Regions from separate parts of the Mus musculus genome. Here region 2 is linked to region 1. Evidence: chromatin loops called from intact Hi-C (ENCODE). Cell type or tissue: left cerebral cortex. All regions are shown on one strand. Links, peaks and the distances in the headings refer to the core of each region. The heading gives the core; the rest is flanking DNA.

Region 1 (8,342 bases), core at 163-8,162:
TACAACAAGTGAAGCTGTGTGACCTTGCACCTTAAAAAAACAAACAAACAAACAAAAAACAAAACCGGCCAGGCTGTGGTGGTGCACGCCTTTAATCCCAGCACTCAGGAGGTAAGCAGATTTCTGAGTTGGAGGCCAGTCTGGTCTACAAAGTGAGTTCCAGGACAGCCAGGGCTACACAGAGAAACCCTGTCTCGGAAAAACAAACAAACAACTATGGTTGAATAAAGATGCCTATGGCCTGTAGCTGGCCAGAAGAGAGGTAGGTAATGCTTATGTTCCCAACCTTGAGAGATGAAGACAGAGGAGAAGATTCTGTGGGATACATGAATAATGGAGACATGGCCATGAAGGCTGGCCAGTTGGAATAAGAGCAGCCCAGGCAAAATGAGACAAGTTTTATCATGGAATTATTGACAGGGATGTAGACAAAATAACTTAGAGGGTTGATATCTGCCCAGCTCTAACGCTTAAAAGCTTGTTGTAAGTATAAAGGTGATGTGTCTTCTGCTTGGGAACCGAATAATCAACAGTGGGGTGGAAACCCCCAAATAATTTTACTACACTCGTATATGATATTTAAGTATATAAGTATAAGATATATAAGTAGTGAGGAGTATATGGGATAGTTTGGAAGGAAGAAAAAGAATGGGGAAATGATATAATTATTTTATAATATTGAAAAATAAAAGTGCAAGAGTCCTTGGTGATATGGGCATAATGGAGGACCTGTACTGCCAGATCTTGACAAGTCTGAGGTAAGAGGCTGATGAGTTTGAATCTTACATAAGCTATATAGCAATATCTCATAAAAGAAATCACTTGTATGTTTGGTAGTTTAATAAGGAATGATTGTAAATATTTCTTTTCAAACAAAGCTTTGATAAACAAAGCTTATCAAAAACTAAAATTAAAATAAATATTGATAAAAAATAAATATTATCATGAGTAAGAGTTAACAATGTGGAAAATGCATCTAGATTTCATTAGACCTTCAAAAATAATCAAAAACACTTTAGAAATAAAATAACTCCTAAATTAATCTTACTATTTTTCCTTTAATTGAAAATAGATGTGTGGGTTTTTTCTATATCAGACCTTGATTATGGTTTCCCCTCCCTCTACTCCCAGTTCTTCCCCACTGCTGACATCCAGATCCACTCAGCTTTCATTAGAAAAGAAACAGGAGTCTGAGAGATTATACTAAAGTAAGATAAAACAAAAAGTAACACCTCAGAATAGGACAAAACATTATATATATATATATATATATATATATATATATATATATATATATGACACAATTTAAAACAATAAGGGGCCCCAACCTGACATTATGAGACAAGGAACCACCAAAGAAGTTGCTGAGTTAATGCTATATTGGCCATCTACTGCTGCGCATGCAGCCTGCCCATAAGAGTAATTTTCCCAGTGAGCCTTCCTTGGAGAAAACTAAATTTTTACTTTCAAGTAATTATTCGTCGGAGTTAGCTTCTGGGTCAGGCATGGGGCATGTGTACCTACTCCTTTCAGATCTAGGACCCCATCTGTTATAGTCTCATGCAGTCCCCGTACATGTGGCTTCTGTCACTGAGTTCACATGCACCTCAGACCTGTTCTGTTTTGAATGCCCTTGTTACCTTGGTGATCTCCATCGCCTCTGGCTCTTATACTCTTTTCTGCCTCCTCTTCCACAAGATTTCCCTAACCCTGAGGGAAGGAATTTGAGAGAATTTTCCCATTTTGGCTGAGTGTTCCAAGGTCTCTCAGTGTCTGTGTCATGTCTGGCTGTCTCTCTGTAGATCTCTGTGTTAGCATCTCTCTTCTGCAGGAGAAAATTTCTTTGATGATGGCTAAGCAAGGCCCTGATCTATGAGTAGAACAGAAGGTCATTAAGAGTCCTTTTATTGCTACATGGTTTTAGTAGAATCATAGTATTTGGTTTTACCCTAGGACCCTGGGCTATCTAGTTTCAGATTCTTGGTTAACTAACTCTTATAGCATTAGCCCAGGATCCAAATTAGAACTGTTGGTATGACCTGGATGAGGAGGAAAATGTGTCCCCCTGTCTTATGAGCAATAGAGAGTGTTTCTCTGACCAGCCCTCAGTCTCCTCAGAGCCTTACCTTGGGGATTAGCCAGCTCTTCCTGAAGGATCTCCTCATCTCCTTCCAGCCAGTGATTGATTATACATCTTCATTGCCTAGGCAATTCATGCACAGAATGTAGGATGGACTCAGCAGTCAAGGTAAGAAGAGGAGGGAAAAAAGTAATTTGGGACAAGCTGTGGTTTAGGTAGAAACTGTGTTTTAAACAACAACCCACTGATTCTATGGTAAGCCTGCTTAGCTGTTCAGAGGGTGTGCATGTGTGTGTGTGTGTGTGTGTGTGTGTGTGTGTGTGTGTGTGTGCTGTGTGTGTCTTCTTTCACGCTGAAATGAAAATGCCCTTAAACGTTAGAAATATTCTTTGCAGAGAGAAATAAGCAACCAAGACACTTTCCTCACTGATATCCCCTCCAAATATAAATAGTTTTATAAACATTTAAATATTTTCTCTGTTTCTTGGAAGATTATAAATGAGAGAGAGAGAGAGAGAGAGGGAGAGAGAGAGAGAGAGAGGCAGAAAGGGAAAGAGGGAGAGAGAGTCAGATCACAGGTCCAGTCAACATGGATGCATAAACCTCACACCTGAAACAGAGATTATTTTATTATCACAGAACTAGAAAAAACTGCTGGTTTATAAAATGACTTGCAACCCCAGTCAGCCCTCAAGGCTTTAGGGAAGTTAAGGCTTCCCTCCTCCCATCCTCCTCCCTAGAAATATTAACATAGGGAAAGTGAAAGCAAAGAACTTCAGAATGAGTTGATGGAAAAGAGAGATGTATAGAAAGCCAGAATAAAATTTGGGAGATGGAAATTACCACAGGTCAATGAATGCCTTTGTTGTTCTGGGATGTTCATTTCAAAAAGCAGGAAAATGAAAGATAGGCTATAAAAGTCTCATCAGATTGGCAGCCCCTGGCTCACTGAAGCCCTCTTTTCATCTGCTCTATTTTGGTGTCCACATGTCTTTCCCTCAGAGATCATCTGCCACCAAATTTCATTGGGGGATCCAAACTTCCATTTAAGTAAAGTATACCTCGGAGTGGGAGGATTTTCTTTACAGTAAACTAGAGTCCCAGAGTACTTTTATGCAAACTCTTTCAAAGAACAGTCCTCCCAATCCCGTTGTAAATGTCATTATTTTGCCTATATTACAAGACAGCTTAGCTTCATTAAGTGTCATTATTTTGGATTAGGTTCATCACAATCATTTTAAAACTTCATTCTGAAATTTGTCATGTAAGCTACTCTTCAATTTTTTATCATGTACTAATTCAGTAACTATGTTTTCTAAGTACTTAGTCATATCATTGATTAAAATATAACAAGGGCAAGAAGAATAGAATCAACAATATTGTGTTAGAAATACCCAACATACAGAAAGAGCAACTTAACTCTAGAGTGGTTGCTTGATAACACTCAGAACAATTCAGACTATTTTTCAGTCTATCACTAACCATGAAGTAAGAGGAGCCTTTGTCTAGATGGCATGTAGAAGCCATTACACCTAACATTTCAGCCCTATATTTTTAAGGGCAATATATTTTTATGTATCATTAATCGATAAATCTATATTGCCCACAACCAATAACCACATTAACTTGGCTACAGGATCTAAAACATGGTTAATAACTCATCTTTGATGTCATCCATCTGACACCATAGCAGTGTACTTGGGGAATTTTCTCTTTTTTCTAAAATAAAAAAGCCTTGAAGACGTAATTTTGAATATTGAATGTTCTTCTCGGCACACATATTCTTACCATTTTATTAGCTTCACAATTCCAAGCACCAACATTGTGCATTTCTAATATTTTGGAACGCTGTCATTATGTTGTAAACAACATAACAGTGTTTGGGTGCCAGAGGGTAGATAAGTGTGGGATTTCCATAGAAACAGGCAGAGATTCTTAATATTGCCAAAACAATTTGGCATTTTGAAGACAATTTGTCACTTCCAAACTTCCTGATAATTGGCCTTACTGGCATGACTATTCAAAAACATTAACACAGCATCGTACACCACTTAGCTTATTTAAAAGCTAAATATGTGAAAAGGTTTAAAGGTATTTCCTGGTAAAAAACCGTGGATTTGGATATCATACTTGAGACTTCAACCTTAGTTTTAGCAAATCTCGATATGGACAAGTCCTCATCTTACATTTTATGATCTCGTTGATTCTAATCATACACATTTTCGTAACTTCAGTCTGCCTTTTACTCGGAATCACCCTTCTCTGACCCTTCCCTGGATCTTTTCCAGGTTTGTTGCACACTGCTTAGGTAGGTTGATCACATGTTCCACAGCTTTCTCCCAGGGTGGATGCATTGAGGACTCTGCCCTCCACATCTTAATCACACAAGGGGACTGCTTCACTGCAGTTCCTTGAGATTCCACAGGATGGTGGCCTTGTCTCCACAAACCAGACTTCAAGTTCTGTGCTAGGACTTTATTAGCCTCAGTTTCAAGCTTGGGTCTCAAAAGCAGCTGTCAATCTGTTAAAGCCCCTAGTAACAGCTGAGCTTCCGAACTCCAGCCAGCACCTGTGGCTGTGATATAGACACAACCAGTGAGTTGCCAGGTGCCTGCACTGAGCAGCAGAATACCCCAATTCTCTCTCTCTCTCTCTCTCTGTCTCTCTCTCTCTCTCTGTCTCTCTCTATGTCTCTGTCTCTCTCTCTCTGTCTCTGTCTCTCTCTCTCTCTCGTAGATAAAAATTTACAAGTACTTAAATAATAAATAATATCTTATTCTGCTTCTTGTCCTCTAATCTTAATAATGTACCCCCTTAAGAGCATCATTTTTCCAATAAAGGAGTCAACACGGACTCTGAGTATCCAGCGCCAGTTCCAGCATGCTCTCTATGTCAAGTGTACACCAGGTGAGATTTCAAAACTCCAACACCAAAAGATAATGTAAAAAAAAAAAAAAAGATTTATGCTTTGATGTGTATGAAATGTTTCTATTATATTAAGTTAATATATATTATTCAATATGATTTCACTGGTTATTTCTTAACAGTATTTAACAGAAATTTTGAACTTGCATATAACGTGCTTTCCTGGTTCATATAAGAGTTCTATCGTACTGAGCTTTGTGGAAGAAGACTGGATGGCGTTTATTAAGCACTGAGGCTTCGGTATTTCAATACAACATTTCCTCAGATACTCAGCTTTAGCAGGCTGGTTGTTAATCAAGCCTTCTTTGGAACTGAATGCTAGGGAAGTGGTTGAGACTTTGGTGTGACTGTGACACGGATGGACCCTGAGCAGTGCTAAAGAAGAGCTGAGCTATTTTGGCTGACCATCAGACTAACAGGTGATTAAATGATGTATGGTTCCCCTACTTCAGCTGGGTTGATTTAAAAATAATATGATAGATTGATATTTTGTACTTTTTATTTTTTATTAGATATTTTCTTTATTTACATTTCAAATGCTGTCCCGAAAGTCCCCTATACCCTCCCCCAGCCCTGCTCCCCTACCCACCCACTCCCACTTCTTGGCCCTGGTGTTTCCCCTGTACTGGGGAATATAAAGTTTGCAAGATCAAGGGGTCTCTCTTCTCAATGATGGCCGACTAGGCCATCTTCTGCTACATATGCAGCTAGAGACACCAGCTCTGGGGGTACTGGTTAGTGCATATTGTTGTTCCATCTATAGGGTTGCAGACTCCTTCATGTCCTTGGGTACTTTCTATAGCTCCTCCATTGGGGGTCCTGTGTTCCATCCAATAGATGACTGTAAGCATCCACTTCTGTATTTGCTAGGCACTGGGATAGCCTCACACGAGACAGCTACATCAGGGTCCTTTCAGCAAAATCTTGCTGGCATATGCAATAGTGTCTGCGTTTGGTGGCTGATTATGGGATGGATCCCTGGGTGAGGTAGTCTCTCGATGATCCATCCTTTCGTCTTAGCTCCAAACTTTGTCTCTGTAACTCCTTTCATGGGTATTTTGTTCCTATTCTAAGAAGGAATGAAGTATCCACACATTGGTCTTCCTTCTTGATTTTCTTGTTTTTTGCAAATTGTATTTTGGGTATTCTAAATCTCTGGGCTAATATCCACTTATCAGTGGGTACATATGAAGTGACTTCTTTTGTGATTGGGTTACCTCACTCAGGATGATATCCTCCAGATACATCCATTTGCCTAAGTATTTCATAAATTCATTGTTTTTAATAGCTGAGTAGTACTCCATTATGTAAATGTACCACATTTTCTGCATCCATTCCTCTGTTGAGGGACACCTGGGTTCTTTCCAGCTTCTGGCTATTATAAATAAGGCTGCTATGAACATAGTAGAGCATGTGTCCTTATTTCCAGTTGGAACATCTTCTGGGTATATGCCCAGGAGAGGTGTTGCTGGATCTTCAAGAAGTACTATTCCCAATTTTTTCCCCCTGTGCCCATATCTTCGAGGCTTTGCCCCACTTTCTCCTCTATAAATTTCAGTGTCTCTGGTTTTATGTAGAGGTCTTTGATCCACTTAGACTTGAGCTTTGTACAATGAGATAAGAATGGACTAATTCACATTCTTCTACATGATAACCGTCAGTTGTGCCAGCACCATTTGTTGAAAATGCTGTCTTTTTTCCACTGGATGGTTTTAGCTCCCTTGTCAAAGATCAAGTGACCATAGGTGGATTCATTTCTGGGTCTTCAATTCTATTCCATTGATCTACTTGTCTGTCGCTATTTTTTTCTTTCTTTTTCTCTTCCTACCCAATTTCATTATGTTTGAGAAGCAAATAGCGTGTGGATGGAAAAGAGATGTTGCCATTAGAAGGGGGATGAACAGGAGTGGACTGAAGACCACCACCCTCAGTCACTGAACTGTTCTGATGAACCAGAGCGCGGCACACACAGTGCTACAACTAGCACATGAAAGCCAGCCAACCTAATGTAAGGTATAAGGCAGGGATACACAATTCTCTAAAGGATATAGAATGTCTATGCATTATTTGACTCTTCTGGAGGCATTTGTTGTGCAAGCAATTACAAAATCACAAATATGCCAGGCACTTCAGACTGAGAGCCGGCAGATTCTTCCCTTCATTGCTTAAATGCATTTTATTTTCTTTTTGTAGTAATGAGTCTTTGTTCGAATTCAACATACTGATTTAGAGGTGAAAACAGGCTGTCAGAATGCAGGAATTTGAAGTAACCAACAGACTTTGGTGAGATGGTTGAAGTACATGTGGTGGATACCTAGAGAAGATTGGTTCTGCAATTCATGAAAAAATAACAGCTGGACAGAGTTGATATCTAGTCATCACCTCACTTAAATACTCACATATGCCTTCCCCACCCACCTCGTATGTGCTTGACCTTTGTTGTATGCTAGGGATAACGTAACAGAGAAAAGAGTCCTTTCCTCTGATGATGAGTAGACATGCCTAGTGTTCTTTAGCCAATGATTTCCACTTTACTATTGCTAATAAGAAATTAATTTCCATATAAAAGGCTGTGACATGTTTAAACTTCTTTTTAAAACAGATTTATTTTGATGTGTGAATATCTTCTATGCATAAGTGTTTGCAAGAGCCACAAGATGGCTTTGGATCTCCTGGAGCTGAAGATACAAGAGGTCTCCTCTTGTATCCATCTATCTAGCCACTTCAGTAAAACTTTTGTTCACCTTGCTTTGTGACCAGGCCTCCTGCCCTCTTTGGTGAAGCTGCATCACTGTGACTCCACCTGCCTCTACCTCCCAAGTGCTGGGATTAAAGGTGCGCCCCACCACACCCAGCCTACAGTGTAAATTTTATGTGTCTCTTGAAACATAAATTCTTCAAGGACACTTTGTCTCCTTTCTTTACTGTTTTTCCCCAAGACTTAGAAGAGTGCCTGTCACATAGCATGTAAACCAAATTAAATAAGTAAATTATAGATATTAGATTAAATGGATCTTTAAGACTTGACTCTAAGAATTGGACTTCATAGTTACTATACATGTTTGGACTAGGTCATTGCATAGACCTTTAAGGATGCATGGATATAGTCAGGAGATAAGCCTGACCTCCTATCCATTTTCTCTGTAGACAGGTTATGCATCTGGAATTGCTTCCATTAACAAGGATAGCTTGATTTCAGTGGGTGCTGAGGGTTGCTCGGTAATATTGAAGTATCGAACATGAGTAAAGCATGAACATCCTTGTGAGAGTCAAAACAAAATCAGTGGTGTGGTGCGAATGTTCTCCTGGCAGAAACTTGGAATATTGATTATTTCCT
Region 2 (8,342 bases), core at 273-8,272, 120 kb after region 1:
TTTGTGAGCGTTGCACCCACTGAGGAAGTGCGTCAACACTTTCCCAAACCTGAGCTTAAAAAACACAAATCCCCAATTTAAAAAAAAAGCCTGGTAATACTGTCATTATCACATACTGACCTGCTTGCTGGTCTCTGACTGCACTCCTCTAGTCTCTCATCTGTATTGGAGCCTCCATGAGAAGGTTCCCAGGGTTGGGTTAGTTATGCGTATAGCTAATGCCAGCCATGGGGCATCTACTATTGATTGGGAGTTTCCTATGTGAAAAATGCTCTCCAAAGCTTATGGGAAAAAACAAGACCTTTGGAGAGCTCGCCTGCCAAATATCCCAGGCCTTGGGCACACTCAATTTTGAACTGTAGTTAGTGAGGAAAGACAGAATGATCAAGGAAAATAAAAGGGGGCATTCCTTGAAGAGGCGACACATGTTGTGTAGGGAGTGTTGGAGAGCAGAGCGTGAAAGATGAGAAGACAGAAGGAGTCAGTAGAAGGAGGCACCTGTATCTCATGCTGTCCATTTCCTGACTTCCTGTCATATACTCTGGGCTTGTGAGTCCTCCTGTTAAGACAAACTCTGAAGATATGCCCCATTGAGTTAATCCAACGAACATTGAAGAGTAGGTCTGTTTTAGGTTATTTGCCATCTCATTATATATATTTTGGATTTTTGCTTTGATTTGAGAGCCTAATGGGAGAAATATTCAATTAATTGTACAAAAGTGGAATTGGTAATATTTGATACAGAAAAATAAAACATTCAAACTCGGGAGTTGAAGATATTTGTTCTGTTGCAGATACACTCTTGAAAGGTGCCACATTGCTTTCTTTAAGCATTCCCTGTTCAGCATACAACAATAAATTGTTACAGATATACAGTGTAGAAATAATTTTTTTGAAATTTCTAGACTACAGTTGTGAAGGAAATAATATGTTGAGTTGGTTATAGAAGAGCATGAATTCTCTCTTTACTCTCGAAGTTATCAAGTCAGAAACCATGTTGATGTAAAGGATGAAGGGAGGTGGGGTATAGAAGACTAAACCCTGCAGACCAACAGGATCCCTCAAATGAAAGCAGGAAAGTGATACTTGGAGACATTTGCTCTGGAAGCCTGAGGAGATCGGTAATAATACATGATGTTTATTGGAAGGTAGGAGGAATGGGTAAAGGACATTGTGGGATTGGATCATGATTAGCAAAGAAAATGGATAGTCTTCAGGGTTGTCTATCTTTTATTTGCTTCTCAGCCTTCTGTGAAGCATCTCTGATGGGCTTTTGCCCATCAGATAATGTAAGGTTCTAGAGTGGAGGAAGACCAGCCTTTCCTTTAAGAGGGTCTAGTGCTGTGGCTGAGTGGAGCTACTACAGATTGGGAATCATTAGCTGAATCCACTCTGATGGGAAAGGAGCTATTCTTTGACAAGGGTGATGGAGACACAGAAAGAAAGGGAAGGAGAATTGAGCATCACATGGAGGGAAGTTTGGCTTGGACCAGTTTTTGTGGCTTTAATTAGTGGCAGCTAGAGTAAGATTGCTTTCTTTTCCTCCACATATACATTTCATTAGAGTGCCATCATCATAGAGTGTTTGAATAAATCTTTCTGAGGACACCCAATGTGAGGCATCATGTTTTAAAATTATATTTATTCTAAATAAACTTAGACTGAAATTCGTAAGCTATCAGATACATTTTTATTCCTGGTCCAGTATGCAGCAAATGTGAAATGAAAACATGAGGAAATGGAGAGTTTAATTTATCCTCCATCCTAAATCACAGATGCTTTTGAAATACGTGTTTAATGTGATAAACCCCACCATGGGCTCTGTTTTTTATTTCTCACTGGAACCACTTAGGATAAAAGTCATAACTGCTATATCGCCTGCTGGGGCTAACTGCCTCATGTATATATCAAATAGGTAATAAACTTCATGAAGTTGCATTCATTTGTCTTTGTAACCACAGCATATTATATGATGACAGTGGGGTACTTAGAAGCTGTAAAAGTCTGTTAGAAATAAAGCTATACCAAGTCTATATCAAAATAGAATTGGTCCACAATGACTCCCTTCAGTTCTTAGTCATAGATGAAAGGAAGAAAGAAAAGAAGAAATGGATGGAGGGAATGAGGGAGGAAGGGAGAGAGGGAAGAAGGGAAAGAGAGAGGGAGAAAAGGAGGAAGAAAGAGTTTAAAAAGAATCTAAATTTATATACACCTATAATCCCAATACAAAAGGAAGATAGGAAGACTGTGTGAGGGTCAGACCAGCCTGGGTTACACAGGGAACTCTTGTCTTAGAACAAGACAAAATCAAAACCACAACCACAAAAATGGCAGTCTAGGACTCCACTTAGAGGAAAAAAAAGAGACTGTAGGTTTTTTTTTCCCATGGAGTCAATCACAAAGGGCTATGGCAGTGTTGGGACTTTAGAATCTGGAATAAAGGGGGAGAAGAGAGAGAAGAGAAATGTTTAAAGTGAATGCTCATGTTTGGAAGCTTTGGGGAGAAATGAATAGGTGATAAGGAGAGTGTGCATAGAGGTTGGGGGGAAAGGTCAGACGCTGATGCATCACAGGGATCATAAGAGATGATGGTCATGAGGAGGCAGGGTTAGCAGATAATGCTGTTATATGGTAATCAAAGAAGAAGGGCAAATGACTGCCAGATGGTCACCTATGGCTCTTAAAGGGTGTTTTTCCCCAGACACAGGTGGGAGTGCACTGTTCTTTAGCTTCCTAGAATTCGTTTTAGATGAATTTCTAGTAAGGAATCCCACAAGTTAACATAGCTTTCCAAACAAGTGTGTGAACAAAGGGGTAGAGGCATGTCTATTTGTGATTTGGTATTTACTAAGAGAACTTCTCAAGACCAGAACCAGTCAGTTACCAGGACTCACGTTGTTCAAGATTAATACCAAGCAGCCAATTTTTGTTGTTGTTATTATTATATTCGTGGACTTAAGAGTCTAAGAATTCTACTCTTAGGAATTCTATATTTTCTTTTTCTATTTGAGATGGGACTTTATCTAAATTCAGTATAGTAAAATTACTAAATGCAAACATCACTAGGAAAAAATAAACTTTATTGATCAAAATGTCTCAGGTATGAACTATTGATTATGTTATCCCTGCCTATCCTTAAGCCACAGGGAATTATGGTAAAGGTGAGCTGCCTGATCAAATTTTCAAGTGTTACCATAGTTGCAAGCCCTCAATGGTATTTGTTCTCAGCTACCCTTTTAAACATAGATACCTTACATTATCATAAAAGGCGTCTTATAGTTATTGATCTAGAAAGATTGTAATAGCAACATGCAAACTGCTATCTACAAGTCTGGCTTATAGTGCCAAGTAAAATATCACAACAAATGGTATCTTGGACAGGTCATAAACACCAAGAATGGAAAGACTTCCCAAAGAAAGGCCAAGATCCAAATTCTCCTCAAGCCAATTGATGGATAGAAAAAGCAGGACCAGTTCCCAAAGAAGTCCATATCCACATGTTCCTTTCCCATCACTCCCAGGGAGAAGGTGTGGCTTGTACCACAGGACACTAAAGCACTTCCATTTGTTCATGAAACTGGCATCCAGAGGAGAAAACACTTCCCACCCAGCTCAGCTTTCCTTTCAAAGCATGGGTCAGCAACAGTATATGGCTCTGCCCTGTTGGACAATCCAGTATAAACTAGCCTTCTGAGTAAGTAAGGAGCACTCACTCAGTGTGGAGCTCCCTTGCTGTTCCACTGTCCCGAGTAGTCTCAGTTGGGCCTTATCATCAGTACAAGAGTCAAGGACGTTTGACTCGTCACCATGCTGGCATATTTAGAACACAAGTGTCTGGGGAACTGCCATTTGTAACCTTACTTCTGACTGTAGCCTGTTGCTAGCATCACAGCATTTCATATAGCTCAGGCAAGCTCAGAGTGTTCCAGGGAATCACACGGAGGAATGACAGCATGGACGCCACGTGGGGTTGCTACTGAAATGAGAAATCAGAAATATCTCTAGGAGAAAATAAAAACTTAAAACTTAAAATGTTTGATAAAAACAAACTATTTGGGGGCCTTGTATTATTTTCAGTGACCAGGTTTTTATGAAATTGCAAACCAGATCATTGAATTGCAAGAAAAAAAATTACCCAATTAAAAAAAAAAAAAAGTCCGATCTTGCTTCAGACTGCTGTTTGTAAAGACTAAATAAGAAACATGAAAACCAACTGGAGGTGGTGACACAGACCTTTATTCCTGGCACAGGAGACGCAGAGGCAGGCAGATCTCTGTGAGTTGGAGACCAGCCTGGTCTACATCGTGAGTTCCAGTACAGCCAAGACTACATAGAGAAACTCTGTCTTGAACAATAATAATAAAATAAAAAAAGAAAGAAAGAAAGAAAGAGAGAGAGAGAGAGAGAGAGAGAGAAAGGAAGGAAGGAAGGAAGGAAGGAAGGAAGGAAGGAAGGAAGGAAGGAAGGAAAAGGAAGGAAGGAAACAATGAAAGATACAAAGAAAGAAAAAAAACCATAAAACTTTCACTAAACAGGTAAGATCAGGTCCCCAGTGTCCTAGAAAGGGGTTCTGAAATACAGACAATTAAATATTATATAATACATATAATACAATATGCAGTCAAATATATTCTATTCTCATCCCCTATGGGATATAATTTAGGGATCAGATGACTAAAACATCATGTTAACAGTAGGTCTGTCTCGCCCACAGCTCTACCCCTGAGAATATAAGTGTTTGTGCCTCAGACAAACACTTGAATCCACACTCTAAAGGGGCTACAGTTTACACACAGCTGGTGTGGGGTGTGGGAAAAGCATTGCACATACAAGCAGTCCACTCAGTGAGGAAGACCTGGGTCTATGAGCAGCAGGAGAAAGATTACCTTCTTCAAAAGACTTTAATTCTGATGAGAGAATTTTTAAAAGTTCCTTACAGTTCAAAAGCATGGTATTGGGGTTTTAAAATAAAATGATTTCATTTTGATAAGAAACAACCACTATTGGTGGTCTGAAATTACACAGGGCCCAAAGAGGAGTGGGAGGGCACCTGAGTTTCCCTTGAATTTAACTGGACTATAAGTGTTTCTAATGACTTGGCCTTGAAGGCACATAATTTACTTTAAAAGGGACATAATGAGTCTGGCAAACACCAGCCTTCTGTGCTGTGTTGGCTGACTTCTCTTTTGTTTCGCTCTCATTACCTTTTAATATTCTCACAGAACAATTCATTCCCAGATGATCAAAGGGCCCAAATGGGCTGGACCGTTTCATCAGCTCCACGTTTGCCTGGGATCGTGAAATTGCTCCATTATGTTGTTAGTTCAAAAGCTTTTCTTTGGTAGTTCCTGAAGTGCCTCCCAGGCCCTTCCTTCCAACACACACACACCACACACACACACACACACACACACACACACACACACACACACACACACACTTTTTAAACTATGCCTGGTAGTTTCAAGAGGAAAGATGCTGACCCACTAGAACTCTGTTACTTTGTTCTCCCCTGAAGTGTGCATTCCTTCTGTGAGGCACCCACTCTACTTCTGAAGTCTCGCTCTGCTCCTACAGCTCCAAAGTCCTTATTACTAAGGAGACAAGAACTAGTTAGCAATCTGTATGTGAGTTACATGTGTGCTCTTGTATTTATATGCCACATCAGATCCCATAGAAGTGTGTGTGTGTGTGTGTGTGTGTGCGTGTGTGTGTGCATGTGTGTGTGCGCATGCACACACACATATTTTAGAAGAGAGGAAAGGTTATGTTTTATGCACAAAAGAAGTGACTTTTCTTCTCAAAATATATTATGGAAACAACTGGAATATCACCTCAGAAATTCCGGGTGTCTGCCAAACTCGTCTTTACCACAACCCTGGCTTATTTGGATACAACTGAAAACGTAAGTGCTTCTATGCCAGTTGGCATCCCAACCAAGCAAAGGTAGACTCCAAAGTGTGCCTTTGAAACTTTGGACTGAACTGTTTCTAGAAGCGTTTCTGGGCTCGTGGGCAGGCTAGGGAGTGCAGGCTGCTCTGGCGGAGATGTTTCTCCATCAGCAGACACAGGAGGGGCAGGCTGCCAGGCATGTACCACACCTAGAGCGGGCAGCAATTGGCAGTTGGCAAGCTCTAGGGCAACCTGAGAAGTGGAGGTAGGAAATGAGACCTGTCTACTGATACACCCTTTCTTCTCTCTCATGCCTACTGGGCCAGACACACCCACCAAAGCTCCAGGTTTTACAAAGAGCACAAATGTGCCCTCTCCCGCGCTTTGCATGCTCTGGCAGGTAGCAGGAATTCGGTCCCCATGCACTCTCCACAGCCCAAAAGCTGCTTTCCTTCTTCCCATCCAAGCACATGCTAGGTTACTTAGCTCATTCCCCCCAAAATTTCCTTTCGGCTGTTTTGCCTTCTGGAGCAAGTCCGTTTTTAAAAGCAGTCCTATTTAGCGGACTCCAGGCAGCCTCTCTCCTGCTCCAACCCCCTCCACGTACTGCAGGCTACCAGAAAAGTGGCTTTGGGGGGTAGGCACACTGCACCAGAGACCCTTTGGAGAAAACCACAGGGTATCTTGCACTTACTTTGGCTTGCAGAGGTCCTCGCTGACTAGCTGGCTGCCTTTGTTGCAAAGTGCGGGCGAGGTTTCTGCAGACTCCAGGTATCGCTGGCTGATGCTCCTGCCTGGGCGGCTGCGCTCTGCTCTCCCCCCTTCTGGATGGATGACTCAGTGCTTTCTTTCTTCCCCTCTCTCCACTTTGGGTTTTCTTGTGCTCTGGGGCTTCCTTGGCGGGATATTTGGACGGGTAGGCGGGGAACCTGATCCTGCCTTCACTCAACTACACCCTGCCGGGGAGGGAAATAGAGAATGGGAGGGACGAGAGAGGGCAGAGAGAAGAAGCAGGCTGTGCGAGGGAGGAGGGGAGTGCTTTGCCCCCGAAATCTGATTGGGAAGCTTATGAAAAGCAGGCTACTCTGGGGGCAGTCTTTCCCCAAACGGATCTGTGTAGAAAGACCATGGGTTATAAGACCGTTTGTTCTTAGCACCCACCCAGCACCATATTTTTTGTACAAACTCCCAAGAACCATGTTTTTCTCCCCCTCCCATGGGTCCATAGCTCGGCTTATCAAGCTGGATATCTTAATTGGAAAATTGACAGCATTTTAAACTACAGTTTTGGTACAGCTTTAAACACACACACACACACACACACACACACACACACACACACACACACACACACACACACGATATTCTATTCGAGATTGGGGGAGCCATGTGCAAAGGCAGCTGTCCCTTGCTCTCCGCCCCTAAAGGCCTCCCTGCAGGGAGTCCCTGCTAACTTCAGCTGACAGTTGCAGCTCACCTCCAGTCACAAAGCTGCAAAGCAGTTTTTTCTGGGTTGTCACTAGGAGTGACAGATCTCTGAAATTTCCCAATTAAATGTCACTTTCCTTTAGGGAATTTTTCCATTCTTGGCTTCTTCGATGCCTTCGGGTCACATATTTTGTGGCATGCTCTTGGCAAAGAACACAGGGGGGTAATCAGTGTGGCTCAAGCTCTGGGGTTTGTAAGAATTAGAGTGGGCTTCCTGGCTTCCTGAGACCTTCCTCTCCTTTAACCAAGGAGAGCAAAGTGACAGTTTTGAGTCACACATAGAAACTGACCAGAAAAGATGGAGTAAAACCCCAATTTGCCCAAACACGGTCAAATTATAAAACTGGCTCCAATTTCTCACCAAAGATACATCTCTTCAACTCAACTTACAGATCCTATGGATTCCGTAGGGTGTTTTAAGCCCTCACATCTTAAGACCACTCCTTTCCTAAAATTACAGCCATTGGTTATGGCAAGTGGTTTTAAGGACTAGGAGTCTTCTATTGGCTGTTACCTGTACCAATGTCCAAGAGTAATCGAGGGACAAAGGTGACCCTGCAGGAGTAGAGCTTTTAGTCCACTAATCTTCGTTTCTGCCCCTCCCCCCACCCCGCCCTCCAACGAAAAAATGGACAGAAATTCACATTTACACCTGATCTGTATTCTTTACAGTCTCTTCTGCTAAACCACCTTTCCACACACAAATTGCACATGCCTTCCTCAAGACCAACTCCCAGGCTATGCACATCCCTGTTTGAAAGTTCATCTTTGCCATGAAACAGTCCATGTGAGTGTTCATCTGGTGTCACCTGTGTACATCATGAACTACTCATAAGCTTTCTTTACTGTGAGAAAAGTTCACCATTTCCTACAGTTCCACAGTGAGCTAAGAAGATGACAGAAAGACTTTCCTTTTTGCCCCTTAATTTTATCTTCATCTTTAGCATATTCCTACTGTCAGT

Evidence for each region. Hi-C counts contacts between places; a loop is a spot of excess contacts. Peaks named below come from ENCODE experiments on the same cell type or tissue, not always from the same donor. Only the 100,000 strongest peaks of a DNase experiment are listed, where the experiment ranks them.
Region 2: a loop joins it to region 1, with 8 times the contacts of the local background. A loop is called at or near these places in 2 of 42 quality-filtered maps.

Annotation. Positions count from the first base shown.
Region 1 is chr6:36,687,157-36,695,498 of GRCm38, forward strand. No RefSeq gene overlaps it. Among named protein-coding and RNA genes, the nearest start is that of Ptn, 120 kb to the right of the region's middle. In left cerebral cortex, for the core only: a CTCF peak has its summit at 4,498; a DNase peak (open chromatin) is centred at 4,492.
Region 2 is chr6:36,803,308-36,811,649 of GRCm38, forward strand. Ptn (pleiotrophin) reads right to left here and starts at 6,872. Exons shown (of 5, transcript NM_008973.3): 1 at 6,587-6,872. In left cerebral cortex, for the core only: CTCF peaks have their summits at 6,028 and 6,772; DNase peaks (open chromatin) are centred at 4,773, 5,270, 5,533, 6,173 and 2 more places; H3K4me3 peaks cover 2,596 bases; H3K27ac peaks cover 5,394 bases.